Linked DNA regions of Homo sapiens: region 1 is linked to region 2. Evidence: read pairs that join two places in POLR2A ChIA-PET (ENCODE). Cell type or tissue: OCI-LY7. All regions are shown on one strand. Each heading gives the region's core, and the rest is flanking DNA. Links, peaks and the distances in the headings are about the cores only. Region 1 overlaps MED25 (mediator complex subunit 25). Region 2 has its middle 34 kb from the start of TSKS.

What was found. ChIA-PET counts read pairs that join two places held together with the same protein. Peaks named below come from ENCODE experiments on the same cell type or tissue, not always from the same donor. Only the 100,000 strongest peaks of a DNase experiment are listed, where the experiment ranks them.
Region 1: POLR2A ChIA-PET joins it to region 2 with 5 read pairs; 6 of 35 experiments call an interaction of 5 or more read pairs at or near these places.

The regions. Positions count from the first base shown.
Region 1 is chr19:49,818,825-49,834,506 of GRCh38, reverse strand. MED25 (mediator complex subunit 25) reads right to left here. Exons shown (of 18, transcript NM_030973.4): 3 at 15,211-15,335; 4 at 5,960-6,058; 5 at 5,417-5,537; 6 at 4,559-4,721; 7 at 4,289-4,419; 8 at 3,909-3,996; 9 at 3,620-3,813; 10 at 3,046-3,174; 11 at 2,486-2,571; 12 at 2,350-2,407; 13 at 2,092-2,199. MIR6800 (microRNA 6800) reads right to left here and starts at 2,489; the gene lies at 2,408-2,489. In OCI-LY7, for the core only: no CTCF peak of the experiment used is centred there; DNase peaks (open chromatin) are centred at 10,866 and 11,186; H3K4me3 peaks cover 1,503 bases; H3K27ac peaks cover 4,893 bases.
Region 2 is chr19:49,721,597-49,737,278 of GRCh38, reverse strand. No RefSeq gene overlaps it. Among named protein-coding and RNA genes, the nearest start is that of TSKS, 34 kb to the left of the region's middle. RefSeq lists a silencer at 3,325-3,500 and enhancers at 9,213-9,713, 9,714-10,214, 15,419-15,682. In OCI-LY7, for the core only: no CTCF peak of the experiment used is centred there; no DNase peak of the experiment used is centred there.

The DNA of each region.
Region 1 (15,682 bases), core at 8,715-13,714, 92 kb before region 2:
GTCGCTGTGACTATGCGATGTCTGATCCACAGCAAGAGCCCTGCCTGAGGCTCAGCCCACAGGAAGCACCCAGGAAACATCACTGGTCATCAGGGGGGTAACACATGGAGCATTCAGGGCAGGGGCTCCTGAGGGAGGCGAGGCTGACCTTGGCCAAGTGAATTGACTTCTCTGAGCCTCGGTTTCCTGCCTGAGACAGACCCTGCTAGCTGCCTATTCCATATCCAAGTGTCCTCCTCCCCTGCATTCCCAATGCTGTCTGGGGCTGTAACATGTCCCAGCCCCAGACAGTCACGGATACCTGCTCCCAGCAGCCTCCCATCAACTAGGGGCTGCCCAGTGGCCTAGGTCCGGGATAGGAGGTGAAAGGAATGCCTGCTCTGGAATCTGAGAAAGTTTCTGCTGTCTTGAAGAAAGGGAAACACACAGCCCCCTTCCCCTCCTTCATGAAAGCACACAGGATGCGTGGAGCCATGAGAGCTACCTTGTGACTATAAAGGAGAGGCCAAGAGAACCACAGGGCCCTGTCCCTGATGTCACAGACCTATGAAACCAATCCCAATAGCTGGCCCCCTCTAGATGTCCTGTCCTGTGCAAAATATAAATGCCTGCTCCTACAACGCCTGCCCTCTCAGAACCCAGCTGCCACAGTGTGGCCACGTGGACAGGCCATGTGCAGACACTGGGATGGCCGGTCCTAGCCAAGCCCCAGCCAACAGCCAGGGCTGTGTGAGGAGCTGTTTTGAACATCCAGCCCAGTAAAGGTTTCAGATGACCAGAGTCTCAGCTGCCATCTGATGGCAACCCCGTGAGAGTCGCCAAGCGAGATGGCCCACTGAGCCCAGGTGACCCACAGAATCATAAGAGAACATTTTTTCCGAGTGCCCCCAATTATCTATGTGTTTGGGAAACTACGTGATTTGCAGCCGGAAGTACTAACTCTCAGGAATGCCTTCTTCACAAGGTTCTGTGAGGGTCTCGTGAGGTGATCCCCCTAAGGTTCTCTTTCCTGCAGGAGTGCCTGGTGCACGGAAGTAACTGATCTGCTCCTTCCCCGAGTTACAAAGTGTGAACTGTGACTCCCAGAAAGCTATGCTGAGGCTGGGCGCGGTGGCTCACACCGGTAATCCTAGCACTTTGGGAGGCCGAGGCAGGCAGATCACTTGAGGTCAGAAGTTCGAGACCAACCTGGCCAACATGGTGAAACCCTGTCTCTACTAAAAAATACAGAAATTAGCTGGGCATAGTGGCACATGCCTGTAATCCCAGCTACTTGGGAGGCTGAGGCAGGAGAATCGCTTGAACCCAGGAGACGGAAGTTGCTGTGAGCCAAGATTGCACCACTGCACTCCAGCCTGGCTGACAACAGTGAAACTCTGTCTCAAAAAACAAAACCAGAAAGCTAAGCTGAGGTTCCAGTCCCCAGCACCTGTGAAGGTGACTCTATCTGGAAAGAGGGTCTTTGCAATTGTAGTAAGATGAGGTCAGGAAAATGGGGCCTAATCCAAAATTACTGATGTCCTTATAAGCACAGACACAAAGATACAGAGAGAATGCCATGTGGAGACACACACAGAGGGAAGACAGCTGCGGGATGGAGGAAGACCCTGGAGCGATGCCACCTGAAGCCTGGGGTTACCGGCCGGAAGAGGCAACGAAGAGGCCTTCCCTCCAGCCTCTAGAGAGAGCGTGGCCCTGCTGACACCCTGACCTTGGGCTTCTGGCCTCCAGAACTGGGATAGAACACGTTTCTGTTGTTTTAAGCCCCTCTGCTTGTGGTAATGTGTTACCACAGCCACAGGAAATGAACACATCCCATAAAGCCATGCCAGAATCAACAGCTTCCTCCTAACTGATCCTGTCACATCCAGCTCACATTTTTAATGTGGAATATCCCTCAAATCTGGTGCATACGATGATTATAATAAAAGTCACGGCTCTAGAAGAAAGGCGAGGAACCTAAGGGCATGAAGTGCACCCAACCATCAAAAACGGCTTCCGTGGGCCCAGGCACTCTGGGATTCCCGTCAAAGGTCAGCAGAAAGCAGGACAAGAGTCAACACCCCTCGGCCCCCCATGCCCTGGACTCACGAAGCCGTTGCCCATGATGCGGTAGAGGCCTTTGAGAGACTCCAGGTCCTTGTTGGTGAAATGGAACTGGACCATCCTTGAGTTCCGGAACAAAGGGCCCAGGGTGGTCTGCGGGAGACACAGAAGTCGGCTGGCATGCTGGTGTGGGCAAGTGAGGCGGGGACATGAGGCAGGGAGTGGGGGTGGGGCAGGGAACAGGAAAGAGACAGCAGGGTGAGGACTGCCCGGCAGCAGGGCTGGCCCTCCACCGCCACTCACCAGCAGCTGCTGGGGGATGAGCTGCATGATCAGCTTCTGGGGCCACTGCTCCGTCTTCCTGGGGGCGATGCCAGGAGAGGTGTGAGGAGGGGGCCAGCCCCAGCCCCACCACACCCCGCCCCTGACTGTCACCTACAGGTTCTCGCCATGATTCACGTAGACCTGGCAGGGCAGTGACCGCGTCAGCTTGGTGTTGGCATCCACTGAGGCAGGTTTGGGTTTCTGAGGGGGAAAAAAGAGCATGTCAGTAAAAAGGGCCATAAGCCTCAGTCCCCTTGAGCCCTCATGTCCTACCCTGGTAGCCCCAAAGCTCAGGATGTTCCCCAGTTTAAGTCCCATGAGCCCCAGGCCCCTCCTCCAGACCAGCAAGCCTTCAGTTCCTCAAATGTTACAGCTACGTGCCCGGCCCCTAAATCCCACCATCCACTGTGCCCCAGATGATACATCGCCTGGGCTCTTCTCTGGGCCCCAAATCCTGGGCTTTTCTGGGTTCTTTGCATGGGGACTCTCCTCTGTACCGCAAGTCCCACCACTCCATGGGGCTCCTGGCCTCGCCCCGCATCCCACAGGTCCAGCGCAACGAATGCCTCCAAACCCAGCACTGCAGACCCCACGCATCTGGCCCCATGAGTCCTACATGCCCAGCCCCACGGCCCCAGGAGTCCCAAGTGCCCAATGGACCCTCAGGCCCCTCACCTCTTGCCACTCCAGGACCCCGCTCCAGGCCAGAAGCTTATTGGAGACTGACTGCTGCCCACCGAGGGCTGGGGCTCCCAGCTGGGCTGGGGAAGGGCCGCTCACCCCTCCTGGGGCCACAGTGCCTGCCTGCCAGAGGGGAGGAAGGAGGGCCATGAGAATGGGGAAGGCCGGGAGCCTCCGGGGGCCATCCTGTGAGGGCAAACCAGGAAGGAGGAAAGATCCCTTCTTCTGCCCCTCCATCCCCAGAACAGCACTTGGCCAGCCGCAGGACCCCAAATGCTTGGACCTTGCAGGATTCGAGGACTCGTAAGCTGTGCGATGCCCTGGACTCCCAGACCCAGGGATTCCTTGGGTTTCTCGGAACAGCCCTGACCCTCCTGGAGCCATGAGCCTCCCCACTCTGTCCCCAGACCCTCATCTCAGGCATCTGCAGCACACACACCACGAGCCCCCAAAGCCCCAGAACCACGAGAGCCACATCCCCCTGGAAGGCAAATGACTCATCCTCTAACTGTCCTAGCTGTGGACAGCAGGAGGAAGGAGCAGGGGCAGGAGGCGTGCAGGCACCTACCATGGACGGTGCCCCGGGCTGTGCCGTGGGAGCCAGGCCGGAGCCAGGGGCCACAGTGGAGACCAGACTGGGCTGGGAAGCAGGTGGTGGCTTGGGGGCGCCAGGGGGTCCTGGGGGTAGTTGGGGAGCTGGGGCCTGGCTGAAGGGGGGACCCACTCCGGGAGCAGCTTGTTGGAGAGGGGTGATGGGCGAGACTGTGGGAGAGACCAAGGGAAGAAGTGGGGAACAAGTGTGTGGAGAGAGGCCTGCCTGGCCCCTGCCCGCCCTTCATCCTCACTCCAGGACTCACAGCGAGGGCCCAGCCCAGCCTTCTGGTTCTTGGCAGCCTCCACTGCATTCTGCGCGGCCACCTGAGCTGCACTCAGGTTCCCGGGAACCTGTGGGTAGAAGGGAAGAAGGGAAGGGACTGGTGAGGACCATGGCCCCCCAGTCCTGGTATCCCACGAGGTCACACCACCCATGGCCCCATGAGGCACCAGCTGGGATAGCTTAGCTCACAACACCCATCACACAGCACATGAGCTTCCATGGCCCCAAGAGTCCCACCTTCCCAATGTCCCATGGGACTCCCATCATCCCACAAGCTCCAACATGCAACTAGATTTCTCCCCAGGGGCCAGGGCTCCAGCAAGTCCCCAGAAGCATGTCCCTTCCCGGAAATATCCATACCTGGTACTGCGGGGGGACGGGGGGCAGAGGCTGCTGGGGGGCTGCTGAGAGAGTGGCACCTGAGGGTGCGGCGGGAGGCAGGGGGACTGGCTGCTTTGACTGGAGGGGGCCTGGGGCTGAGCCACCCCCAACTGAGAGCAGGAGGGATGGCCAACCCCAGAGAGAAGGGATTCAAGATGCAGAGAAAGGAGAGAAATCCAAAATCCAAGTCAGAGGGAGCTGGGGAAACACGTCGAGCCCCCATCCCCGCGCACGGTGCCCAGGCCTCACCAGGCAGCACGAGTCCCCGAACCAGCACCATGTGCCTCGGGTCCTGGCTCACATCTGTCGGAGGCTGCAGCGGCTCCAGCAAGGCCGGGGGGGCTGCCTTCTCAAACAGAAGCCGAAGCGCAGGCAGCTTCCGGGGAGACACAATGGAGAAGTGGATCCCCCGCTGTAGGAGAGGGGCCGAGCAGTCATGACGGGCCCCCTCCATAAGGGTGTTGGGGCCGGCCCCCAACCTACCACAACTGCTGTGTGGCTGGACGGCACCAGCCCTACAACCACAATTCCCATTGGGCTTTGAGGCAGGAGACCCTGAAACCAGGTATCACCTGCCCCGGGAGACTCTGGGTTCTAGTTTTGTCAGTAAGACTAAGTGGGCCAGGTGTGGAGGCTCACGTCTGTAATCCCAGGATTTTGTGAGACCGAGTCAGGCAGATCACATGAGGCCAGGAGTTTGAGAGCAGTCTGGCCAACATGGTGAAACCTCATCTCTACTAAAGATACAAAAATCAGCTGGGCGTGGTGGCGGGCGTCTATAATCCCAGCTACTCGGGAGGCTGAAACATGAGAATTGCTTGAACCCTGGAGGCAGAGGCTGCAGTGGGCCAAGATCACACCACTGCACTCCAGCCTGGGTAACAGAGCCAGACTGTTTCGAAAAGAGAGTAAGCAAAGCTGGTCACCAGTCTGTGACTATTCTGTGTCTGAGTCCAGGCCCCCAGTGCCTCCCCGCTTAGACCCAAGAGTCCAGGCCCCCAGTGCCTCCTCCCTCAGACCCAGGAGTCCAGGCCCTCAGTGCCTCCTGCCTCAGACCCAAGACTCCGGGCCCCCAGACCCTCGTCCCTCAGACCCTGGAGTCCTCACCTCCCCAATCTGCTGCACAAGATTCTCAGTTGTGCATCCAGAGTACGTGGTGCTCTCAACAGCAGGCAACAAGTATGGGGGTGAGTTGCAGATGAGGAGGCAGACCCGGTGCGTCTGGCCACTACCAGGAAAGAGAGAAGACATGGAGCCAGCAGCAACAGAGGCCCTGAGAAGGAACCCAGACCCAGCACCAGCGGAGATGCACATATTCCGCCTCACATGGAATCAGAAGCAACGCCCCTACTTTACAGCTGAGAACACTGAGGCTCCAAGAGGTTCTGGGATGTGCTCTACGTCACCCAGCAGGCAGGGCAGGCAGGAGTGACACCCAGAGTTGGCACTGCTTCCTGATGGGGATGCTGAGACCGGGCACTGGCCAGGCGTCCCCCAAGGACACACCTGCAGCCTCCTGGCTCAGCGTGCTTGGGGACACAGAGCCCATGCCCTACAGGGTGAGGCTGGAGGTAGAACCACTCGACAGGCAAAGTGGTTCCAGGCCAGGCAGAGAGAGACCGGCCCGGCCTGGGTGGAGGGGGCACTCACATCTGCTCGCGCATCTTCTTGAAGTCATCAAACAGCTGCAAGGCTGTGCTGAGTCCTTCCGCGATGAGGCTGCAGCTCTCACCACCCCCGCCCATGAACCTGCAGGGGCAGAGCGGTCAGCCCCCAGGGTTGCCATCATCCCCATCCCCAGGCTATGCTTGAAGAGCCTGCTCCCATGCTGTCCCCCACTCTATCCTGGGCTATGCACCTTGGGATGACGGGGACCCTGCTGAGTTCCCTACCCAATCCCTGGTGCTAGCACAGCACCAGTCCCAGACAGGACAGGGGACATTTGCTGTCTGTGTTTTTTTTTTTTTTTGAGATGGAGTCTCGCTCTGTCGCCCAGGCTGGAATGCAGTGGCATGATCTCAGTTCACTGCAAGCTCCGCTTCCTGGGTTCATGCCATTCTCCTGCCTCAGTCTCCCGAGTAGCTGGGACTACAGGTGCCTGCCACCACACCTGGCTAATTTTTTGTATTTTTAGTAGAGACGGGATTTCACCATGTTAGCCAGGATGGTCTCCATCTCCTGACCTCATGATCCACTTGCCTCAGCCTCCCAAAGTGCTGGGATTGCAGGAGTGAGCCACCACACCCGGCCGACATTTGTTGTCTTTAATCATGAGGACTGGGAGGGAATGGGAAAGGGCTGGGGACCCCAAGCCTAGGATCCTGTGCTGACTCCAACCCTGGAGTGACTGACTCCATGCCCAGCCTCCTGCTGTCCCCTCCCCTCTCTGGGCTGTCTGCTCCAAATCAGTCCTGGCCCCACTTCACCTTCCCAGCCAGAGACGGGGGCCTCCTCTGTCCTCCTAGTCTTATGGGTTCAAGTGTGCCCCCTTCAAAAAGACAGGTTGAGGTCCTAAGCCCCAGTACCTCAGAAGGTGACCTAATTTGGAAAGATCTTTACACAGGTAATCGAGTTAAATTGCGGGCCCTAATCCACTATGGCTGGTGTCTGTGAAAAGGAGAAACGTGGACACGGACACACACACAGAGGGAAGACACAAGGACACAGAGAGACACAGGGAGAGGCCATGTGAGGACGGGTGATGCAGCCTCAGCAGGCACCAGGAAAGGCAGAAGGGCCCTTCCCCTGTAAGATTTCAGAGACAGCCTGGCCCTACCACCTGGATTTTGGACTTCCAGCCTCCAGAACCCTGAGACATCAATTTCCATTCTTCTGGCCAGTTTCTCATACTTTGCTACGGCAGCCTGGGAAACTAACACACACAGACTCTCGTTTCTCCTCCGCCTGATCTGCAGTCGCGTCGCAGCATCCGTCCCACATGGGTTGTGGCCCGGGGATGGCCTCTCCTCAAGGGCAGCTGTGGTTGCCACCATTATTCCGGTCACGTGGTCGTGAGAGGCTGACCTTTGCTGCAGGGGACGTGTGTGGAGACCGAGCACCCCTCTGAGGGTCTTGAGGGCCCTGTCCCCCTGAAGTGTGGTCTCTGATCCTACCTCTCCCACAGGCGGGGATGGGGTCTGAGTCCTCTCTTACCCCCAGGCTTGCCCACCACAGCGGGGCACATGTGAGGCCTCAGGAAATGTAGGCTAAGTGAATGAACGTCTACAGGCCCAACCGTGTCCATCAAGACTGGAACCAACCCAGGCCCTCGGCCCGGCATCGGCCCAGCATCCGAGGCCTCCGAGTCCTGCACCCCGTCCATCTCTCCTGCTCCATGCCCGCACCTATAGGTCCTCTCAACTGACAAAGCCCAGACATCCAGGTCTCTGCATGTGCTGGAACACACCCATTCCGGCCCGGATGGAATCCAGCTAAACTACGACACCCATCCTGGTGTGCCCTCCTATAGGAAGCCTTCCCTACATGCCACCTAATTTTACGGCCTGCCCTTAGTCACATCATAGATCACCCGATACTGCAGCTGTCAAGCTTCTCTCCGCACCCTGTGCAGCCCTCCAAGAGAGACACCAAGGCGTCTGACCCTAGGTCACACAAGGCCTAGGAACCATCTGCTGAGTACTCAGTGCACTGGTGGCCTGGCAGGGCCATGCAGCGGGGCTCTCCGCTTCCTGCCTGAGTTCTCGCACTGATTTCCTTCCAGTCCCACTCGGCCCGGCCAGTGAGCACACTGAGCCCCTGAGCCTTCTTCCTGCTCTCAGGGCACTCGGGCGCTGCTCCCAACCCACCACACACTTCCCAGCCCTCCTCTTCCTAGCCATCAAAACAGCTTTTGTTTTTGAGACGGAGTCTCGCTCTGTCTCCCAGGCTGGAGGGCAGAGGCACATCTCCGCTCACTGCAAGCTCCGCCTCCCGGATTCACGCCATTCTCCTGCCTCAGCCTCCCTCGTAGCTGGGACCACAGGTGCCCGCCACCACGCCCGGCTAATTTTTTTAATTTTTAAGTAGAGACGGGGTTTCACGGTGTTATCCGGGATGGTCTCGAACTCCTGACCTTATGATCCACCCGCCTCGGCCTCCCAAAGTGCTGGGATTACAGGCGTGAGCCACTGTGCCCGGCATCAAGACAGCTTTGCACGCAGAAACTTCAACTGTGTGCAAAGAGTTGGGGTGAACCAACTCTGGACCCAGCTGTTCTGCTACAGGTGAAATTAAGCCAATATTTTCCTGGGCCTTTCTGGGACTCGAGCCAAAACCACCCTGGCTGGGGATGGGGGGATGGGGGAATGGGGAGCTAGTGCTTCATGCATATGGGGTGTCCTCTTTGGGGTGATAAATTTTTTTTTTTGAGATGGAGTTTCGCTCTTGTTGCCCAGGCTGGAGTGCAATGGCACGATCTCAGCTCACCACTACCTTCGACTTCTGGGTTCAAGTGATTCTCCTGCCTCAGCCTCCCGAGTAGCTGGGATTACAGGCATGCGGCACCACGCCCAGCTAATTTTGTATTTTTAGTAGAGACAGGGTTTCTCCATGTTGGTCGGGCTGGTCTCGAACTCCCGACCTCAGGTGATCCGCCTCCTCACCCTCCCAAAGTGCTGGAATTACAGGCATGACCCTGTAAAACAGTTGGAAGTGACTGGGTGCAATGGCTTATGCCTGTAATCCCAGCACTTTGGGAGGCCGAGGTGGGCGGATCACTTGAGGTCAGGAGTTCAAGACCAACCTGGCCAAAGTGAAACCCTATCTCTACTAAAAATACAAAAACCAGCCAGACATGGTGGTGGGTACGTGTAATCCCAGCTACTCGGGAGGCTGAGGCAGGAGAATCACTTGAACCTCGGGGGCAGAGGTTGTAGTGAGCTGAGATCATGCCACTGCACTCCAGCCTGGGAGAGAGAGAGAGACTCCATCTCAAACAAAACAAAACAAAACAAAACCCTTATGAGGAAAAGTGTGATAAACTAACCAGTTTGAGATGCTAAAACTTGCGTTTCTCTTATTGAACACTAAGTACAAGTCATGTGCTACAAGCTCAAAGGGCGACATGTAATAAACATTTTGTCAAAGAAATGTGGAAAACTTGAACAGAAGAAGCACTATGGCTGGCTGCAAAATATGGCTAAAATATCAAGTTTATGATAAATTCCAAATAAACCCCTTGATATGGCAGACACAAAATAAAAATAAAAGCCCCCTAGGTGACACAAGTGGGCTCTGACTTGGTGTTCCCAAGTCCTCTAACTTACTCCCATTTGTTCTACCCAGTATCATTCCCCGGGGTCTCTGCTGCCCGCTTTCATCGGCTAACAGGTGCCTGGAGCCCCAGGAGGTCAAAATGAGTGAATGTTAACAGCATCCGGCCATGACCAAGGGCTCCCTACACACGGCCTGTCACCCAGGCAAACTAGTTCCATGAGGGCCAGGACCTTGCCTATCTCATGCCCACTAACTCCTTGGTGCCCAGGACGATTTGTTCCACAAACATTTGTTGAATTAATGAGTGAACATATGAATGAACAACTGAGTTGTCATAATGTTATGGGAAACACACTGGGTCTATTTTCCTTCCACCTCTTTTTTTTTTTTTTTTTTCCCGAGACAGGGTCTCGCTCTTTCACCCAGGCTGGAGTGCGGTGGCACAATCTCGGCTCACTGCAACCTCTGCCTCCCAGTCTCAGTTGATCCTCCTACCTCAGCCTCCTGAGTAGCTGGGACTACAGGTGTGCACCACCATGCCTGGTTAATTTTTTCTATTTATTTGTTGTTTTTGTATTACATACTAATTCATTTATTCAGCCAGTCTCCTGAAGCCCCGTGGGTGCCAAGCCCCAGCTGGAAGCAAATGGCAGAAGCACCCAGGGACCTGGACATTCACAGTCCAGAGGTGTGGGGCTGTGACAGGTCATGGAGGCAGAGGAGGAAGCATCTGGCTGCAAGAATCGGGAAGGTTTCCCAGGGTATAAGACACCTGAGCTGGGTCTGGAAGGCTATGCAGTGTCTTCCAGGGTGGTTAGTATTAAATGCATTCTGGACATTCATTCTACAGAATTTACCCGAGGCCTCCTGTGTACCAGGCCCTGTGCTGGCTGCCAGGCACTTGAGGAGCATCAGACTTGGACCTGGGCCTCAAGAAGTCTCCATTTAACATCACTCAAGACTGTCTTACCGGTCTCTCCCAGTGGTCTCAAATGGAATACATTTTGCGCCCCCTTCCCAGAGGATATTTTATAATGCCTGGAGACATTTTTGGTTGTCACACCTTTGGGAGGGGGCTACCGGCATCTAGTGAGTAGAGGCCAAGGATGATGTTAAACATCCTACAATACCCAGGACGGCCCCCACTACAAGGAATGACTGTGTCCACAGTGTCACTAGGGCCAAGGATGAGAAACCCTGCTCTGTGTTACCTACGAATTCCAGCTACCGCGAAGGGGAAGCTTCTGTGTCACCTTTTCACTATATGTCCTGCACCCAGCACTTGCACGCACATACTGGAACAAAGCAGATACTCAACAAACACCTGCTGCAGAAGCATACAGAGGTAACGGCCGCTACGAACAGGTGTTGTTTAATGAACCTTGACTGCAGACCAGGCCCTAAGCGACACACAGCAAGCAACTTAGCTCCTGTGATCTTCTAACAACACGGAGATACACGCGACCATTATCCATTTGCAAACCAGGAGAGTGAGGCACAAAATCCTAGGAAACACTTACACGGCACTTAATACATGCCAGGCACTGTATTAAACATCATCAACTAACTTAATTCTCCAAACATCGCTGTGAGGTTGCGGTACCCAGCCCCCAATACAGCACCCAGCAATCCAGCCTCTTGCTATTTACACACTGGGTAGTCTCCTCCTACACTGAACGGGATAGGCTTATACTGCACACCAAATGCAGTATGGCAGAAGTGGACTTGGCACCGCAGCTCAGGCCTGTGATCTCAGCACTCCAGCACTTAGGGAGGTCAAGGCAGGAGGATCGCTTGAGGCCAGGAGTTCAAGACCAGTCTGAGCAACACAGCAAGACCTCATCTCTACAAGAATTAAAATAAAGAAATCAGCCATGCATGGTGGTGCCCACCTGCAGTCCTAGGTACTCAGGAGGCTGAGGTGGGAGGATCACTTGAGCCCGAGAGGTCGAGGCTGCAGCAAGCTATGATCCCACCACTGCACTCCAATCTGGGCAACAGAGCAAGACCCTGTCTCAGGTTAAAAAACAGAATGTAGGCCAGGCGCGGTGGCTCACGCCTGTAATCCCAGCACTTTGGGAGGCCGAGGCGGGTGGATCACAAGGTCAGGAGACCGAGACCATCCCGGCTAACACAGTGAAACCCTGTCTCTACTAAAAATACAAAAAATTAGCTGGGTGTGGTGGCGGGCACCTGTAGTCCCAGCTACTCAGGAGGCTGAGGCAGGAGAATGGCGTGAACTCGGGAGGCGGAGCTTGCAGTGAGCTGAGATCGCACCACTGCACTTCAGCCTGGACAACAGAGCGAGACTCTGTCTCAAAAAAAAAAAAAAAAAAAAAAAAAGAATGTAACAGAAATAATGACATGACGTGTAACTTCCAAGACTTGATTACAAAGAGCCTAGTGGGGCCTCTGGGTGCAGCATCTCATGCCTCTAATCCCAGCACTTAGGGACACTGAAGTGGAGGATCACTTGAGACCAGGAGTTCAAAACCAGCCTGGGCAACATTGCAGGACCTTGTCTCCACAAAAAAAACAATTTTTTTTTGAGACAGGGTCTCAGTCAGTCAGTCACCCAAGCTGGAGCGCAGTGGTGCGATCTCTCCACCTCCTGGCTTGAAGTGATTCTCCTGCCTCAGCCTCCTGAGTAGCTAGGATTACAAGGCACATGCCACCACACCTGATTAATTTTTGTATGGTTTTTTTTTTTTTTTTTTTTTTGAGACAGAGTCTTGCTCTGTTGCCCAGGCTGGAGTGCAGTGGTGCAATCTTGGCTCACTGCAAACTCCGCCTCCTGGGTTCACGCCATTCTCCTGCCTCAGCCTCCCGAGTAGCTGGGACTGCAGGTGCCTGCCACCGCGCCCGGTTAAATTTTTGTATTTTTAGTAGAGACGGGGTTTCACCGTGTTAGCCAGGATGGTCTCCATCTCCTGACCTCATCATCCACCCGCCTCAGCCTCCCAAAGTGCTGGGATTACAGGCGTGAGCCACCACGCCTGCCCAATTTTTGTATTTTTTGTAGAGACGGGGTTTCACCATGTTGGCCAGGCTGGTCTCGAACTCCTGACCTCAGGTGATTCGCCCGCCTTGGCCTCCCAAAGTGCTGGGATTACAGGGATGAGCCACCGTGCCCCGCCACTACAAAATTTTTTTTTTTTTTTTTTTTTGAGACAGAATTTCACTCTTGTTGCCCAGGCTGGAGTGCAATGGTGTGATCTCGGCTCACTGCAACCTCCACCTCCCAGGTTCAAGCAATTCTCCTGCCTCAGCCTCCCAAGAGCTGGGATTACAGGCATGCGCCACCATGCCCAGCTAAGGCCTGTAATTTCAGCACTCCAGCACTTAGGGAGGTCAAGGCAGGATGATTGCTTGTATTTTTAGTAGAGGCAGGGTTTCACCATGTTGGACAGGCTGGTCTCGAACTCCTGACCTCAGGTGATCCACCTGCCCCAGCCTCCCAAAGTGCTGGGATTACAGGCGTGAGCCACCACGCCCGACCTACAAAAATATTTTTAAGAAATCAGCCAGGTGTGCTGGCATTTGGCTACCGTCCCTGCTACTCCAGCTACTCGGGAAGCTGAGATGGGAGGATCGCTTGAGCTTGAGCCCAGGAGGTCGAGGCTGCAGTGAGCCGTGACTGAGCCACTGCACTCCAGCCTGCGTGACAGAGTGAGACCCTTCCTCAAAAACAAGAGAGGCCTGGGGCTTCCTCTTTGCTCTCTCTATTGGGTCCCTCAATCTGAGGAATGCCAGTTGCCATGTTAGACAGTCAACCAGCCCTGTGGAGAGGTCTTGTGGCCAACAGCCACAGACTCGCCACCTTGGGAACGGATTCCCCACCACCAGTCAAACCCCTGGATGGCTGCAATCCTGCCGACCTCCTGACTATTGCCTTGTGAGACCCTCAGCCCAACCATCCAGCCAAGCCACTCTTGTGTCCTTGACTCACAGAAACTGCGTTAGATAATAAATGTTTGCAGTATGCAGCCATTATTTGGTGGTAATCTATTATACAGCTAAGAATAAGTAATACAATGAAATACTAATACAAGTACTATCCACATCCCCACTTCACAAGTGAGATACTAGGCACAGAGGGGACAGACTCCTGGGTCTGAGAGTTAGTTCTGTGCTGGAAGAGCCAGGATTTAACCCGTCTGCCTGACTCCAGACTCTACAATGTCAACTATCAAAATCCGATCCAGCGCCAGGCGTGGTGGTGAGGCAGGAAATTAAAGAAAAAAAATTAAAAAGAGAAATAAGTTCTATGTATTAGGCTGACTTGTCTGAGAGGCAGCAATGGGCACAGCCCAGACCCAGGAAAAGTCTTGATAATACTATCTAAAGTGCTCTTGGAGACTCTCCCAGCACTCCCTCAACATAGAGAGAAGAAAAAACAAATTTTCCTTTGTTTTATGGAATGAGTTTATAGATTCCTGTTCTCTGTAACTCATGACTTCAAGTATTCTGTTTTATCTAAGAAGTACAGCGAAGGTCATGAGAAGCCTGAGCTGCCTGGGCACCACAGTGAAGGTTATGGGATAAGCCCGTGCCTAGGCTAACCTAGATAAGGGACATCTGGGTTGCATAGCAACGGTTATGTGCAATCCTGAGTTATAAACCTGTTACAACAATTTGATTAACTGTTTTTGTTCTGCCTCTGTATCCCTGCTGTCACGCCACTGTAAGCTTGCTTCAAGCTAGCCCACCCCCTTTTGTGAAGTGTGTATAAAAGTCAAGTGCTACCTTTGTTCTGGGCCGTCTTTGGACGTGAGTCGGCTTGGGCCTGAGTGCACTCAATGAAAGATTCTCCTGCTTTAACCCGAGGGCTCTCTCCTGTCGTCCTGAATCCCGCAACAGTGGCTCACCCCTATAATCCCAGCACTTTGGGAGGCTGAGGCAGGCAGATCACATGAGGTCAGGAGTTTGAGACCAGCCTGGCCAACACAGTGAAACTGTCTCTACTAAAAATACAAAAAAAAAAAAAAAAATTAGCTGGGCATAGTGGCGTGTGCCTGTAATCCCAGCTACTTGGGAGGCTGAGGCAGAAGAATCGCTTCAACCCAGGAGGTACAGGTTGCAGTGAGCCACGACTGTGCCACTGCACTACAAGCCTGGGAGACAGAGCAAGACACTGTTTCAAAAAAAAAAAAAAAAATTCTGACCCAAGCCACAGAGGGATCTATCCTGGCTCTGACCCATCCCCCTGCACTGAGGCTACAATGTACCCATCTGGAAAAGGAGGACAGGGGTAGACGGAAAAAGAGAGGACAGAAAGGGGACAATCACACAGGGAGTACAAGGTGGCTGCTGGAGCTCAGCCAGGCCTCCCTGAATGGGAAGGTTTTTCCTACTTCTAAACTGATGGCAACATTGCTGAGCACACAGAAGCCACCACAAAAGTGACTTCTGACAAAAACACAATCACCCTCAAAGTCCTTTCAATCCCTTAATGTATGAGATGTTTCCTGCAGCTCAAACCCAAGCCATCGCTCATTCACGGCCCCTCGCAGGGACCCCAACCACCCCAAGCCATTACTTATTCACAGCCCCTCACGGGGACACCAACCACCCCAAGCCATCACTTATTCACAGCCTCTCACGGGGACACCAACCACCCCAAGCCATCACTCATTCACGGCCCCTCACAGGGACCAGCAACCCACCCCAAGTGGGGGAAAGCTCACTTAATGCCATCGAGCCAGGTGACAAACTCATAGGCGCTGCTGGTGGGAGCGTGACATTGTACGTAGGACTCGGGAGCGCAGTCCACTGTGTTGAACACCACGAGGCTGTACTGGGTCCCCCCATACTGGGAGGGGAGGACAGAAAACTTTTAATCTGGGACCTCAATTCCCTTTTCCCTTAGAGAAGGAATCAGGGCTCCCAGCTTCCCGTTCCTCCAGAACCAGGAACTCCTCAGCTTCCTCCTTCCTCAGACCCAGCAATCTCGGCCCCAGCCCCTTCTCCCTCAGACCCAGGAATCCAGGCCCCCGGCCCCTCCTCCCTCAGACCCAGGAGCCCAGGCCCCAGCACCTCCTCCCTCAGACCCAGGAATCCAGGCCTCAGCTCCTCCTTTCTCAGACCCAGCAGTCCAGACGCCCAGCCCTTCCTCCCTCAGACCCAGGGATCTGGGCCCCTAGCTCCCTCCTCCCTCGG
Region 2 (15,682 bases), core at 3,729-8,728:
CAACCTGGCCAACATGGTAAAACCCAGTCTCTACTAAAAATACAAAAATTAGCTGGGAGTGGTGGCGCATGCCTGTAATCTCAGCTACTTGGGAGGCTGAGGCAGGAGAATTGCTTGAACCCATGAGGCAGAGGTTGCCGTGAGCCGAGGTTGCGCCGTTGCACTCCAACCTGGGTGACACAGTGGGACTCTGTCTCAAACACAAAACAAAACAAAAAAAAACAAAGAAAGACAGAAAGAAACACACTTAAAACAACAAAAGAATTCAAAGTTAAAAGACTGTAAACAAGTCCCCTGGAATGCAGGGAAAGCCGGGTGTGGTGGCTCACACCTTATCCCAGCACTTTGGGAGGCCGAGGCGGGAGGATTGCTTGAGCCCGGGAGTTCAAGACCAGCCTGTGCATCATAGTGACCCCTGTCTCTGCTAAAAATAATAAAAAAAAAATTAGCTTACCGTGGTAGCACGTGCCTATAGTCCCAGATACTAGGGAGGCTGAGGTGTGAGGATGGCTTGAGTCTGGGTGGTCAAGGCTGCAGTGAGCTGTGATCGCGCCCCTGCACTCCAGCCTGGGTGACAGAGCAAGACCCCGTCTCAAAAGCAAAAATTAAAACAATTTAAATTTCCACATATATGAGGATTTTAAATTCCTCTTTTTGACATTAACTAGAGATCTAATTGCATAGTGATCAGAAACATTGATCTGTATGATACCTGTTCATTGAATTTATCGGGGCTTTCTTTTGGTTTAGTACAGATCAATTTTTATAAGTGTGCTTGAGAAAAAAATGTGTGTGCTTCAATTGTTGAATGGAGAGCACTCTATGGATCTATTGATTGATCCATCCATCCATCCATCCATCCACTTATTTATACTCCTCCCTAGTTCATTTCTCAATGAAAAGAATGTTCCTGTGTACTCCCGGGGGTATATACAGGAGGAGAGACAAATGATTGCACATAACAAGTCTATTCCAGAGTTGCTACCTCCCAAATCCTTTAGATTATTTTATTTATTATTTATTTATTTATTTATTATTTTTGAGACAGTCTCACTCTGTCACCCAGGCTGGAGTGCAGTGGCATGATCTCAGCTCACTGCAACCTGCAACCTCCACCTTCCAGGTTCAGGAGATTCTCCTGCCTCAGCCTCCTGAGTAGCTAGGATTACAGATGCGCACCACCATGCCCGGCTAATTTTTATATTTTTAGTAGAGACAGGGTTTCGCCATGTTGGCCAGGCTGGTCTCAAACTCCTGAGCTCAGCTGATCCGCCTGCCTCAGCCTCCCAAAGTGGTGGGATTACAGGCCTGAGCCACCCCCCCGGCCACTTTATCTTCTCTTCTTGACATTCTACCAGGGAGGTTCTGGGATATTAACCTACTTAAATGTAGGCCATCACTGAACCCAAGTTTTGGTCCATTATTATTAGAGCTACTTACAGCTGCTCAAGCTAGCACATTAAATTCAGAATTAATACATTAATTCATTCCCATCAAACTTGACATTCCATCCTCCCTGGTCCAACACTGTTAGAATCTGTTGCTACACATACACCCAGGTTTTCGAGCTCTTTGGAAATACACAGCATCTCCATCTCCTTCTGGAGCTGAGATTAAAGTCCTGAGCTCATCATTTTCTTTATGTCATCTTCCCAGTGTGACAGAAATAGCTGTTCTGTTCCACAGCCCTCATCGCTCCCACTATATTGGTCAAGGTCAGCAGTTAGTTGATTTTCTAAAGTCTTTAAAAACAGGGTTTTTTTTGGCCGGGCACGGTGGCTCACGCCTGTAATCCCAGCACTTTGGGAGGCTGAGGCGGGCAGATCACGAGGTCAGATCAACACCATCCTGGCCAACATGGTGAAACCCCATCTCTACTGAAATACAAAAAATTAGCCAGGCGTGGTGGCACGTGCCTATAGTCCCAGCTACTAGAGAGGCTGCGGCAGGGGAATCGTTTGAACCCGGAAGGCGGAGGTTGCAGTGAGCCTAGATTACGCCATTGCACTCTAGGCTGGCAACAGATCGAGACCCCCTCTCAAAAACAAACAAACAACAACAACAACAACAGAAGGTTTTTTTTTTAGAGACAGAATTTCATTCTGTCACACAGGCTGGAGGGCAATGCCACAGCTCCCTGCAGCCTTGAACTCCAGGGCTCAAGTAATCCCCTAGCTTCAGACTCCCAATGGCTGGGACTACAGGTGTGCCCTCTATGCCTGGCTAAAGCCTTTTGTTTTTGTTTGTTTGTTGGTTTGTTTTTTTGAGACGGAATTTCTCTCTTGTTGCCCAGGCTGGAGTGCAATGGCGCCATCTTGGCTCACCACAACCCTGCCTCCCTGGTTCAAGTGCTTCTCCTGCCTCAGCCTCCTGAGTAGCTGGGATTACAGGCATGTGCCACCACGCCTGGCTAATTTCGTATTTTTAGTAGAGACAGGGTTTCTCCATGTTGGTCAGGCTGGCCTCGAACTCCCAACCTCAGGTGATCCGCCCACCTTGGCCTCCCAAAGTGCTTGGATTACAGGCGTGAGCCACCGCACCCAGCCAAGGCTTTTGATTTGTTTACTGGAACCTCATTGCAAACAACCAAAGATAATAAATAATGAATGATGGCACTACATGCAATAACTGTCATCCCGTTTTCCACCTCCCAGGATATCATCACATCATTAAACAGCTCATCAAAGAGCAAAGAGGTGAATAACCTAATCCCAGAATCCCGTCTTCAGCATCTTTTTTTTTTTTTTTTTAGACGGAGTTTTACTCTGTCACCCAGGCTGGAGTGCAGTGGCGCGATCTCAGCTCACTGCAACCTCTGCTTCCCAGGTCTGAGCAATTCTCCTGCCTCAGCCTCCCGAGTAGCTGGGACTACAGGCGCCCGCCACCATGCCTAGCTGATTTCTGTATTTTTAATAGAGACAGCGTTTCGCCATGTTGGCCAAGCTGGTCTCAAACTCCTGACCTCAGGTGCAGTTGGCCTCCCAAAGTGCTGGGATTACAGGTGTGAGCCACCGCGCTCAGTCTAGCATCTGTTTTCTGAGACCACTGGTAGAGGGAAAAGCAACTTCATCTTGGATGCTCATCTGCCATGTTGGCATCTGACTCACCCCAGCTCTGGGAAGGGCCCTAAGATTTCCAGTTTAGGCTGGGCATGGTGGCTCACACCTGTAATCCCAGCACTTTGGGAGGCCAAGGCGGGTGGATCACGAGTTCAGGAGATCGAGACCATCTTGGCTAACACAGTGAAACCCCGTCCCTACTAAAAATACAAAACATTAGCCAGGTATGGTGACAGGCGCCTGTAATCCCAGCTACTCGGGAGACTGAGGCAGGAGAACGGCATGAACCCAGGAGGTGGAACTTGCAATGAGCTGAGATCGCGCGCGCCACTGCACTCCAGCCTGACAGGTGTGAGCCACCGCTCCCGGCCAATCACCTTTTCTTTATGGTCTATAAGCTTTAGGTCTGGGGGGGTAACAGTGCAGGGATCTGCTGTCTTTTTTTTTTTTTTTTTTTTTTATAGAGTCTCATTCTGTCGCCCAGGCTGGAGTGCAATGGCACGATCTTGTCTCACTGCAACCTCCACCTCCCAGGCTCAAGCGATTCTTCTGCCTCAGCCTTCTGAGTAACTAGGACTACAGGAGCGCACCACCACGCCCGGCTAATTTTTTGTATTTTTAGTAGAGACGGGGTTTCGCCATGTTGGTCAGGCTGGTCTCAAACTCCTGACTCAGTGATCCATCCGCCTTGGCCTCCCAAAGTGCTGGGATTACAGGCGTGAGCCACTGTGTCCAGCCTTCTGTGTTTGTTTGTTTGAGACAAGGTCTGGTTCTCTTGCCCAGGCTGGAGTGTAGTGGCACAAAGATGACTCACTGCAGCCTCAACCTCCTGGGCTCAACTGATTCGTCCACCTCAGCCTCCCGAGTAGTTGGGACCACAGGTGCATGCCACCATGCCTGGCTAATTTTTTTATCTTTTGTAGAGACAAGGTCTCACCATGTTGCCCAGGCTGTTTTCAAACTCCTAGGCTCAAGTGATCCACTGGCCTTAGCCTCCCAAAGTGCTAGGATTATAGGCATGAGCCATTGTCCCTGGTCCAGCTTCTGTTCTTAAGTCCCTATTAAATGTTTATTTCTAAGAAACTAGGTTGGGCGTGGTGGTTCACACCTGCAATCCCAGCACTTTGGGAGGCTGAGGCAGGTGGATCACCTGAGGTCAAGAGCTGGAGACCAGCCTGACCAACATGGCAAAACCCCGTCTCTACTAAAAATGCAAAAATTAGCTAGGCGTGGTGGTGCATGCCTATAGTCCCAGTACTTTGGGAGGCCGAGGTGGGCAGATCACTTGAGGCTAGGAGTTCAAGACTAGCCTGGACAACATGGAGAAACACCGTCTCTACTAAAAAAACAAAAATTAGCTGGGAGTGGTGGTGCACACCTGTAACCCAGCTACTCTGGAGGCTGAGGCAGGAGAATCGCTTGAACCTGGGAGGCAGAAGTTGCAGTGAGCCAAGATCACACCACTGCACTCCAGCCTGGGTGACAGAGTAAGACTCTGTCTCAAAAAACTAAAACTAAAAATTAATTACTTCAGGCCAGGCGCGGTGGCTCATGCCTGTAATCCCAGCACTTTGGGAGGCCGAGGTGGGCGGATCACCTAAGGTCAGGAGTTTGAGACTAGCCTGGCCAATGTGGTGAAACCCCATCCCTACTAAAAATGCAAAAAATTAGCTGGGCGTGGTGGCGGGCGCCTGTAATCCCAGCTACTCGGGAGGCTGAGGCAGGAGAATCACTTGAACCGAGGAGGTGGAGATTGCAGTGAGCTGAGATCCCACCACTGCACTCCAGCCTGGGCGACAGAGCAAGACTCTGTCTCAAAAAAAAAAAAAAAAAAATTAATTACTTCAGTCCGATCAAACCTTACATTCCATCCTCCCTGGTCCAAAACCCTTAGAATCCATTGCTACACATACCCACAGGTTTGCGAGCTCTTTGGAATAACTCCTTCTGGAGCTGAGAGTTTAAAGTCCTGAGCTCATCTTAGAGCGACAGCGAGTGAGAGAACAACCTAGGTTTCAGAGCACTCCAAAATTCAGAAGCCTAAAATCAAATAAGTGATGGAACTCACGGTGGAAAACGAAAAGGAATAACCAGTGAGTAGGAGGAGAATCAAAATAAGATGATGTGGCCGGGCACGGTGGCTCACGCCTGTAATCCCAGCACTGTGGGAGGCCGAGGCGGGCGGATCACCTGAGGTCGGGAGTTGGAGACCAGCCTGGCCAGCATGGTGAAACCCCGTCTCTACTAAAAATACAAAAATTAGCCAGGCGTGGTGGGTGGCACCACTACTACCCCGCTACTCGGGAGGCTGAGGCAGGATAATTGCTTGAACCTGGGAGCAGAGATTACAGTGGGCCAAGATTGCACAATCGCACTCCAGCCTGGGTGACAAGAGTGAAACTCCATCTCAAAAATAAAATAAAATAAAATAAGACGATGTCCTTGAAGGCAGTGAAAAAATGTACCGATGAGAAGGGAGCAATCAATTCCAAATGCTTCTGTTGGTCAGCTACGATGAGAACCGGGAAACTGATTATAGCATTGAGCAACAAAAGTATTTTCACTGGAGTGATGGTTGAAGGAGACTGAAGGAATGACTTTTTTGAGATGGGGTCTTGCTCTGTCAACCAGGTTGGAGTGAAGTGGCTTGAACATAGCTCATCGCAGTCTCGACCCCCTGGGTTCAAGCAATCCTCCCACCTCAGCCTCCTGAGGTCCTGGGACAACAGGCACATGCCACCATGCCTGGGTGATTTTTTTTTTTTTTTTTTTTTTGAGACGGAGTCTTGCTCTGTCACCCAGGCTGGAGTGCAGTGGTGCAATCTCGGCCCACTGCAAGCTCTGCCTCCCAGGTTCACGCCATTCTCCTGCCTCAGCCTCTGGAGTAGCTGGGACTACAGGCGCCTGCCACCACGCCCGGCTAATTTTTTTTTTTTTTTTTTTGTATTTTTAGTAGAGACAGGGTTTCACCATGTTCGCCAGGATGGTCTCGATCTCCTGACCTCGTGATCCTCCCACCTCAGCCTCCAAAAGTGCTGGGATTACAGGTGCGAGCCACTGCACCCAGCCTCAAGTTTCAAAGTCCCACTCATTTTCAACTGATGCCCAAACCTTCATATTAGAAACTTGTGCTGGGTGCGGTGGCTCACGCCTGTAATCCCAGCACTTTGGGAGGCCGAGGCGGGTGGATCACGAGGTCAGGAAATTGAGACCATCCTGACTAACACAATGAAACCCCATCTGTACTAAAAATACAAAAAATTAGCTGGGCTTGGCGGCAGGCACCTGTAGTCCCAGCTACTCGGGAGGCTGAAACAGGAGAATGGCGTGAACCCAGGAGGCAGAGCTTGTAGTGAGCCGAGATGGCTCCACTGCACTCTAGCATGGGCGACAGAGTGAGACTCTGTCTCAAAAATAAATAAATAAAATAAAATAAAATAAAAATTAGCTGGGCATGGTGGTGCATGCCTGTGGTCCCACCTACTCAGGAGGCTGAGGTGGGAGGATTGCTTGAGCCCAGGAGCTCGAGGCTGCAATGAGCTATGATCACACCACTCTCCTTCAGCCTGGGCGCCAGAGTAAGACCCTGTCTCAAAAAATAATAATAGATAAATAAATGAATAAACAATTTTCCAAAACCTACCTTTGGAAAGCTCCTTCCTATTACAAATATCTGTGTCAGTCAGGGTATATTCAGGAGACAGAAATCACACTGGTTATTTTAACAGAGATGATCGAATATAAATAAATTTAGGTATTAAAGGATTGGTAACTAGGAAACTGAAAAGGCAAAAAGAGGACCCTGTGGTATTGTGGTGGCAGTAACTACAGGAAACAGCATTATATTGGTCCTGCTGTCACAGGACGCACCCCAAAATTGGGGTTCAGTCTGGGAGGCCAAGTGGGTTCTTGGCTTCACAGAGGAAAGAATTCAAGAGCAACATGAGTTGAAGACCAGCCCGTGCAACATAGTGAGGCTCTGTCTATACTAAAAATAATTTTAGCTCAGGCGCGGTAGCTTACCCTGTAATCTCAACACTTTGGGAGGCCAAGGCTGGCGGATCACTTGAGGTCAGGAGTTCGAGACCAGCCTGACCAACATAGTGAAATCTTGTCTCTACTAACAATACAAAAATTAGCTGGGCATGGAGGCACGCACCTGTAATCCCAGCTACTTGGGAGACTGAGGCTGGAGAATCGCTTGAGCCCAGGAGGCAGAGGTTGCAGTGAACCAAGATCGTGCCATTGCACTCCAGCCTGGGCAACTCTGTCTCAAAAAAATAAATAAATGAAAATAAAAATAATTTTAAAAATTGGCCAAGTGGACATGGTGGTGCCTACTTGTAGTCCCAGCTACTTGGGAGGCTGAGGCCGGAGGGTTGTTTGAGTCTGGGAGGTTGAGGCTATCGTGAGCCATGATGGTACCACTGCAGTCTAGTCTGGGTAACAGAGTGAGACCCTGTCTAGAAAAAAAATAATACATTGAAGAGCAAGTGGATTCAGTAAAGTGAAAGCAAGATTATTAAGGAAGTAAAGGAATAGCCAGGCGTGGTGGCTCATGCCTGTAATCCCAGCACTTTGGGAGGTGTAGGCGGGCGGATCACCTGAGGTCAGGAGTTCGAGACCAGCCTGACCAAAATGATTAAACCCTATCTCTACTAAAAATACAAAAATTAGCCAGGCGTGGTGGCATGTGCCTGTAATCCCAGCTACTTGGGAGGCTGAGAGAGGAGGCTCTCTTGAAACCGGGAGGCAGAAGTTGCAGTGAGCGGAGATCACGCCATTGCACTCCAGCCTGGGCAACAAAAGTGAAACTCCGTCTCAAAAAAAAAAAAGAAAGTAAAGGAAAAAAGGGGCTGGGTGCAGTGTCTCACCCCTGTAATCCCAGCACTTTGGAGGCCAAGGCAGGTGGATCACTTGAGGCCAGGAGTTCAAGACCAGCCTGGCCAACATGGTGAAACCCCATTTCTACTAAAAAATACAAAAATTGGCCGGGCGCTGTGGCTCACGCCTGTAATCCCCATCTCTACTAAAAATACAAAATTAGCTGGGCGTGGTGGCGCATGCCTGTAATCCCAGCTACTTGGGAGGCTGAGGCAGGAGAATCTCTTGAACCCGGTAGGCGGAGGTTGCGGTGAGCCAAGATGGTGCCACTGCACTCCAGCCTGGGCAACAAGAGTGGAACTCCGTCTCAAAACAACAACAACAACAAAAAACAAAACAAATACAAAAATTAGCCGGGTGTGGTAGCGTGTGCCTGTAGTCCCAGCTACTCAGGAGGCTAAGGCACAAGAAATGCTTGAACCTGGGAGGTGGAGTTTCCAATGAGCCGAGAATATGTCTCTACTCCAGCAGCCTGGGCGACAGAGGGAGACCCTGTCTCCAGAAAAAAAAAAAAAAAAACGGAGTGAATCAAAGAGTGGCTACCCCACAGGTAGAGTAGTCCTAAGGGCTATTGGTTGGCTGTTTTGATATATTTTTATGGTTATAGTTATTTTTTGATTATATGCTAAATAAGGGGTGGATTATACATGAGTTTTCTGGGTAAGGAACAGGGAGCTCCCAGAACCCGAATTTTCTCCCCCATCCAGATGATACTGAGTAACTTCTCAGCATGGCCGTGGCATTTGCAAACTGTCATGGCGCGGGTGGAAGTGTTTTTGGCATGCAAATGCATTCTAATTAGTGTATAATGAGCAGTGAGGGTAGCCAGAGGTCGCTTTCATCCTGTCTTGGTTCCAGCTGGTTTTGGCCAGTTTCTTTTACTGTCTCCTGTGTTATCAGCAGGGTCGTGTCACATGTTGTCTTGGAAGTTAGTCCTGCCAAATTCCTACTTTATTCCCTGCTCAAACATTATATAGGCCTCCTTAATCTTTTTTTCTTTTTTCTTTTCTTTTTTTTTTGAGACAGAGTTTCGCTCTTGTTGCCCAGGCTGGGGTGCAATGGCACGATCTCGGCTCACCGCAACCTCCGCCTCCCGAGTAGCTGGGATTACAGGTACCCGCCATCATGCCCAGCTAATTTTTGTATTTTTAGTAGAGATGGGGTTTCACCATTTTGGCCAGGCTGGTCTTGAACTCCTGACCTCAGGTTATCCACCCGCCTTGGCCTCCCAAAGTGCTGGGATTACAGGCGTGAGCCACCGAGCCAAGCCCTCCCCACCCTAATCTTATTATGTAAATGAACTCTCCCCATGGCCAGAGCCCTCTTGTCTGCTCGTTAACTGTACACGTGGCTGGCAGAGAAGGGAAGATGGAGCCACCATATTGAACATGTCTAGTCCCTAGTTCCTTGTTCCCGCCAGGCCGGCGTTCACCCAGGCAAGCTCCCAGCTTGCATGCCTATCTCTGCAGCTCAACTTTACAAGCCGCTCTTCATTAGAAAATGATTCGGGGCTGCTTTTCATTAAAAAGGAAAGCCTTACCAAGGACTCCCTTGCCCTATCAGTCTAAGTGATTTCGTCTTAACTCCTACATCACCTTGACCTTGATCCTCTTCATGGGCGGGAACTGGAGTGGCTTTTTTGGCTCAGCCTGCTGCTGGTGACTCCTCATGAGAGGGAGCGTGGGAGCAAGCGAGTGCAGGAACTGAAGGGAACAAACGCTGGAGCCGGCCAGTCACTCCTCTCTGGTGGGAGCAGGCTCTGTGCGGGAGCGTCCAAGCCCCTGCCCTCTCAGCATCCGGGTTCTTGACTGGTGTCCAGGAAGAATTAGGTCACACGAACAGATTGTAGGGTAGTGTATGGGGAGGATTTTATTGGGTGATGGAAGTGGCTCTCAGTGGAATGGAGGCCAGGGGAGGGTGTGGGAAGAAGGTGATCTTTCCCTGAAGCTGCGCCATCTGAAGTTAGCCGTGTCTATCCGTAGTCTTTGATGCTCAGCCATCAGCCGCTTGTGTTGCTCTGCCAGCGGCAGTCTTTTTGTGGGCACAGGATAGAGGTGTGGCAGGCCAAAAAGGCAACATTTGGATGGAAAAATGGGGTCAGCTGTTTTCACTTAGGGCGGCGGTTCCAGGCTTAAGGATAGGGTTTAGCCGGGACCCCAGCTGTTCTGTACCAGTCTGAGTATGATGAAGGTAGCCAGGTAGTTGTTTGTATATCTTGTTGATATTTTTCTCCATTTGATCTGAGGTGTTTATATAGGTACAGCAGGTTTTATTAATTACAGTTGTTCCACTGACCATACTAATTACTAATGTTCCATTAGACCATGGATAGACTAATGCTAATCTGTTACCCATTACTACATCTGTTACAGAATCAAGGGACAGTCTCAATTTATCTAAACTGTCCTGTAGTCTATGAGACAGCAGTGTACAGAGTAAAGAAGTACAGTTTTTTTTTTTTTGTTTTTTTTTTTTTTTGAAACAGAGTCTCGCTCTGTCGCCCAGGCTGGAGTGCAGTGGTGTGACCTCGGCTCACTGCAAGCTCCGCCTCCCGGGTTCACACTGTTCTCCTGCCTCAGCCTCCCGAGTAGCTGGGACTACAGACGCCCACCACCACACCTGGCTAATTTTTTATATTTTTAGTAGAGACGGGGTTTCACCATGTTAGTCAGGACGGTCTCGATCTCCTGATTTCATGATCCACCTGCCTTGGCCTCCCAAAGTGCTGGGAATACAGGTGTGAACCACCGTGCCTGGCTAAGTGAAGAAGTAAAGTTTTGAAGAGTTGCCTCATGATGGGCAAATCCTCCCCATGGGGCCAACAAGTTGATGGCAGCCCCAACTTCAGCCAAGATAAGGCCAACTGCCTGCTTAGCACTTGGGTGAGTGATGTCATGTAACTGTATATTAGAGGGCTTTGCCTGTCCTGTTATACATTGACCCCTGAAACAAATGTTATCAATACACTGTTAACCATGGGTTTTATGATTTCAAATGAAAGAAAAGTTATTTGGAGGCTGACTGAATGGGTATCTGATATGGTTTGGCTCTGTGTCCCCACCCAAATCTCATCTCAAATTGTAATGCCCGTAATCCGCACACGTCGAGGTAGGATCCAGGCGGGAGGTGATTGGATCATGGTGGTGGTTTTCCCCACACTGTTCTCGTGGTAGTGAGTGAGTTCTCATGAGATCTGATGGTTTTATGAGGCAGTTGTTCCTGCGCTTGCCCCTCTGTCTCTCTTGCCACCACGTGAGACGTGCCTGCTTTCCCTTCCTCCATGATTGTAAGTTTCCTGAGGCCTTCCCAGCCATGCAGAATTGTGAGTCAATTAAAACTCTTTTCTTTATAAATTACCCAGTCTCAGCTATGTCTTTATAGCAGTGTGACAACGGACTACTACAGCGTCCATATAGCCAAAGGTATCCATTGGGAGCACAAACCCATGTGGGAGGGGAGTTAAGAAGGTTGAGCATCTCTGTTATCTAAGTGACGCTTTGGTTTAAGCATGAATGGGATAAGAATTTGGGGGGAGGCCAGGGACAGTGGCTCACGCCTATAATCCCAACACTTTGGGAGGCTGAGGTGGGCAGATCACTTGAGGTCAGGAGTTTGAGACCAGCCTGGCCAACATGGCGAAACCTCATTTCTACTAAATATACAAAAATTAGCTGGGTGTGGTGGCGGGTGCCTGTAATCCCAGCTACTCAGGAGGCTGAGGCAGGAGAATTATTTAAACCCAGGAGGTGGAGGTTGCAGTGAGCCAAGATCTCTCCACTGCACTCCAGCCTGGGCAACAGAGTGATACTCCATCTCAAAAAAAAAAGAGAAAAAAAGAATTTGACTGGAAAGTGGTAATTTAAAATAATACCATTATTATGAGAGGCAGCTATGGGAGTAGAGAAGGGCATAATTGTCTACAGAGGGACTAAGACCCTCCAGGGAGACAAGAAGAAATGTATTTGATGGTACCATCAGGGCAAAAATGTGTGGCATTTACTTGACAGGTAGTGTTAAAAGATCCTGCCCTGGCCAGGCGCGGTGGCTCACGCCTGTAATCCCAGCACTTTGGGAGGCCGAGGCGGGCGGATCACCTGAGATCAAGAGTTCAAGACCAGCCTGGCCAGCATGGTGAAACCCCCATCTCTACTGAAAATACAAAAAAATTAGCCAGGCATGGTGGCAGGTGCCTGTAATCCCAGCTACTTGGGAGGCTGAGGCAGGAGAATCGCTTGAACCTGGGAGGCAGAGGTTGCAGTGAGCCGAGATCACGCATTGCACTCCAGCCTGGGCAACAAGAGCGATACTTTGTTAAAAAAAAAACAACAACAACAAAAAAAAACTTGCCCTATAAATGGCATTGAATAAGTGGTACAAAGTAGATACCATTGCCTGTAGGAGAGATGGCATGGGTATTATTATAGTACTGAGGCCAGGCCAGGTGGGTAACATTGCAGGAAAACAGTTTTAAAGGGACAGCCGTCTAGTTGGGAAGTTTCCTATGGGAGCAGGCGAGGTCTAATAAATAATTCGAATAGAGAGTGTTTCCTAAAGCAATGTCTAAGACGGCGAGGAAAAGAAACATCATTGTTGGCCGGGCATGGTGGCCCACCCCCATAATCCCAGCACTCTGGGAGGCTGAGGCAGGCGGATCACCTGAGGTCAGGAGCTTGAGACCAGCCTGGGCAACCTGTTGAAACCCCGTGTTTACTAAAAATACAAGAAATTAGATGGTCATGGTGGCAGGCACCTGTAATCCCAGCTACTCTGGAGGCTGAGGCAAGAGAATCACTTGAATCTGGGAGGTGGAGGTTGCAGTGAGCTGAGACCGTCCCACTGCACTCCAGCCTGGGCGACAGAGCAACACTCTGTCTCAAAAAAAAAAAAAAAAGGTGATACCAGTGGGCTGTGAGAGGTCCCCAAATGCCAGGCTCTTGACATCATCACGAGAAGTAAGGAATTCAAGGATGAGTCAGAAGATAGTGAAAGTAAGGAGACTTATTGCAAAGCAAAAAGTACACAAGAAAAAGGCATGTGGGCAGGCTCAAGAGAGAGTGACACAATGGGGTTAGGGCTACTACCTTTTCCTCTTTTTTTATTTTTTATTTATTTATTTATTTATTTTTTTTTTTGAGACAGAGTCTCGCTCTGTCCCCCAGGCTGGTGTGCAGTGGAGCGATCTCTGCTCACTGCAAACTCCGCCTCCCGGGTTCATGCCATTCTCCTGCCTCAGCCTCCCGATTAGCTGGGACTACAGGTGCCCTCCACCACGCCCGGCTAATTATTTTTTATTTTTTTTTTTTTGTATTTTTAGTAGAGACGGGTTTTCACCTTGTTAGTCAAGATGGTCTCAATCTCCTGACCCTGTGATCCACCTGCCTTGGCCTCTCAAAGTGCTGGGATTACAGGTGTGAGCCATTGCGCCCAGCCTATTTAGTTTTTTTGAGATGAAGTCTTGCTCTGTCACCCAGGCTGGAGTGCAGTGGCGCCATCTCTGCCCACTGCAACCTCTTCCTCCCAGGTTCCAGCGATTCTCCTACCTCATCCTCCCAAGTAGATGGGACTACAGGCATTCACCACCACACCCAGCTAATTTTTGTATTTTTAGTAGAGACGGGCTTTCACCATGTTGACCAGGCTTGTTGGGGTGATCAGACCCAACACCAGGTCGTGGGGGCTACGAAGTCCGGCGGAATCAAAGGAATGAGACAAAACAAGTTAAGAGTACATAGGATGGGTCCAGGGGGCCAACGCTGGTGTATGGAGGCTGCAAAGGCCCCGAGCTCTGGGAGCCCACACTATTTATTGGTAATCAAACAAAGAAGCAGGTGGTGAGGACGTGCGGACATGGGGGTAGAAAGGTAGTGGTGCACCAAGCGTAGCTATGACGGTTTAGCGTATGCTCTGCTAGTTGAGATAAAGGAGAACAGGTTCTTTTCACTCAAGACACAACCAGTTTATGATCTTGGGAGAGCAAGGAGCAAGGGGCCAGCGAGTCTGGACACATTCCAGAGGCTATGAGGGGTTTTATGCCCAGAGCCCTGGATTCTTTACAAGCCACGAGGGGTTTTATGTCCTGGGCTTAGATTGCAGTGTGGCAGGGCAGCCTTCCACCCTTAGGCACAGAGCTTGGTGTTCCATAGGCCACGAGGGGTTTGAGACCCTGGACCCAGGACATGTTCCAGACTCTTTTACATTATGTCAGACAAGCAAGCCCTGCCTCAGCTCTTCTTCCAAGTCCTGACCTGAGGTGATCCACCCACTTCAGCCTCCCAAAATGCTCCAAGTCCTGACCTGAGGTGATCCACCCACTTCAGCCTCCCAAAATGCTAGGATTATAGGCGTGAGCCACCACACCTGGCCCTAACACTCTGTACTTCTAAAACTTTGTTACTGGCCAGGGACAGTGGCTCATGCCCGTAATCCCAGCACTTTGGGAGGCCAAGGCAGGCGGATCACTAGAGTTCAGCAGTTTGAGACCAGCCTGGTCAACATGGTGAAACCCCATCTCTACTAAAAATTTAAAAGTTAGCCGGGAGTGGTGTCAGGCACCTGTAATCTCAGCTACTTGGGAGGCTGAGGCAGGAGAACTGCTTAAACCCAGGAGGTGGAGGATGCAGTGAGCCGAGATTGTGCCACTGCACTCCAGCCTGGGCGACAGAGCAAGACTGTCTCAAAAAAAAAAAAAAAAAAAAAAGGATGAAAAAGAGGTTTAATAGACTTACAGTTCCACATAGCTGGGGAGGCCTCACAATCATGGCAGAATGCAAAAGGCACGTCTTACATGGTGGCAGGCAAGAGAGAATGAGAGCCAAGCACAAGCGGAAACTCCTTATAAAACCATCTGATCTCATGAGACTTATTCACTACCGGAACAGTATGGGGGAAACTTCCCCCATGATTCAAGTATCTCCCACTGGGTTCCTCCCACGACATGGGGGAATTATGGGAGCTACAATTCAATATGAGATTTGGGCAGGGACACAGCCAAAACCAGATCAGGGGCCAATCTGGGGTTGCATTCCCTCCTCCCAATAAATGGCATGGCTTTGATTGCAAGTGGCCATTCCATTTGTGGTTTCATGGGGAGTGCCTAGAATCCTCTGTTTTTCCTCTACTGTAGAGCAGGTAGACAATAATATCCATTAGTCATGCCAAGTCAGGTCACAGGACATGGCCAACTTAACAAACTCTTCAATAAATTACTGGATTCTCCAAAAACTGGCCAAACTTATCCTTACATAAAGCCAAATCAGACTCAGAAAGAGGCGCACGTCCTCTATTTTATCGATTGATTGATATTTTTTGAGACAGTCTCTATCACCCAGCTGGAGTGCAGTAACATGATCTCAGCTCACTGCAACCTCTGCCTCCTGGGCTCAAGCAATTCTCCTGCCTCAGCCTCCCAAGTAGCTGGGACTAAAGGCATGACACCATACTAAGCTAATTTTTTGTATTTTTAGTAGAGACGGGGTTTTACTATGCTGTCCAGGCTGGTCTCAAACTCCTAACTTTGTGATCCACCCACCTCGGCCTCCCAAACTGCTGGAATTACAGGTATGACCGCCACACCTGGCCGCAAAGAACTATTTTTAGGCTAAAATTTCTGGTTTTCCAGTTTGTAATGACCTAGGCAGTATTCCAACCAAAAATAAATTTCTGGCCAGGTGCAGTGGCTCACGCCTGTAATCCCAGCTACTCGGGAGACTGAGGCACAAGAATCATTTGGGCTTGGGAAG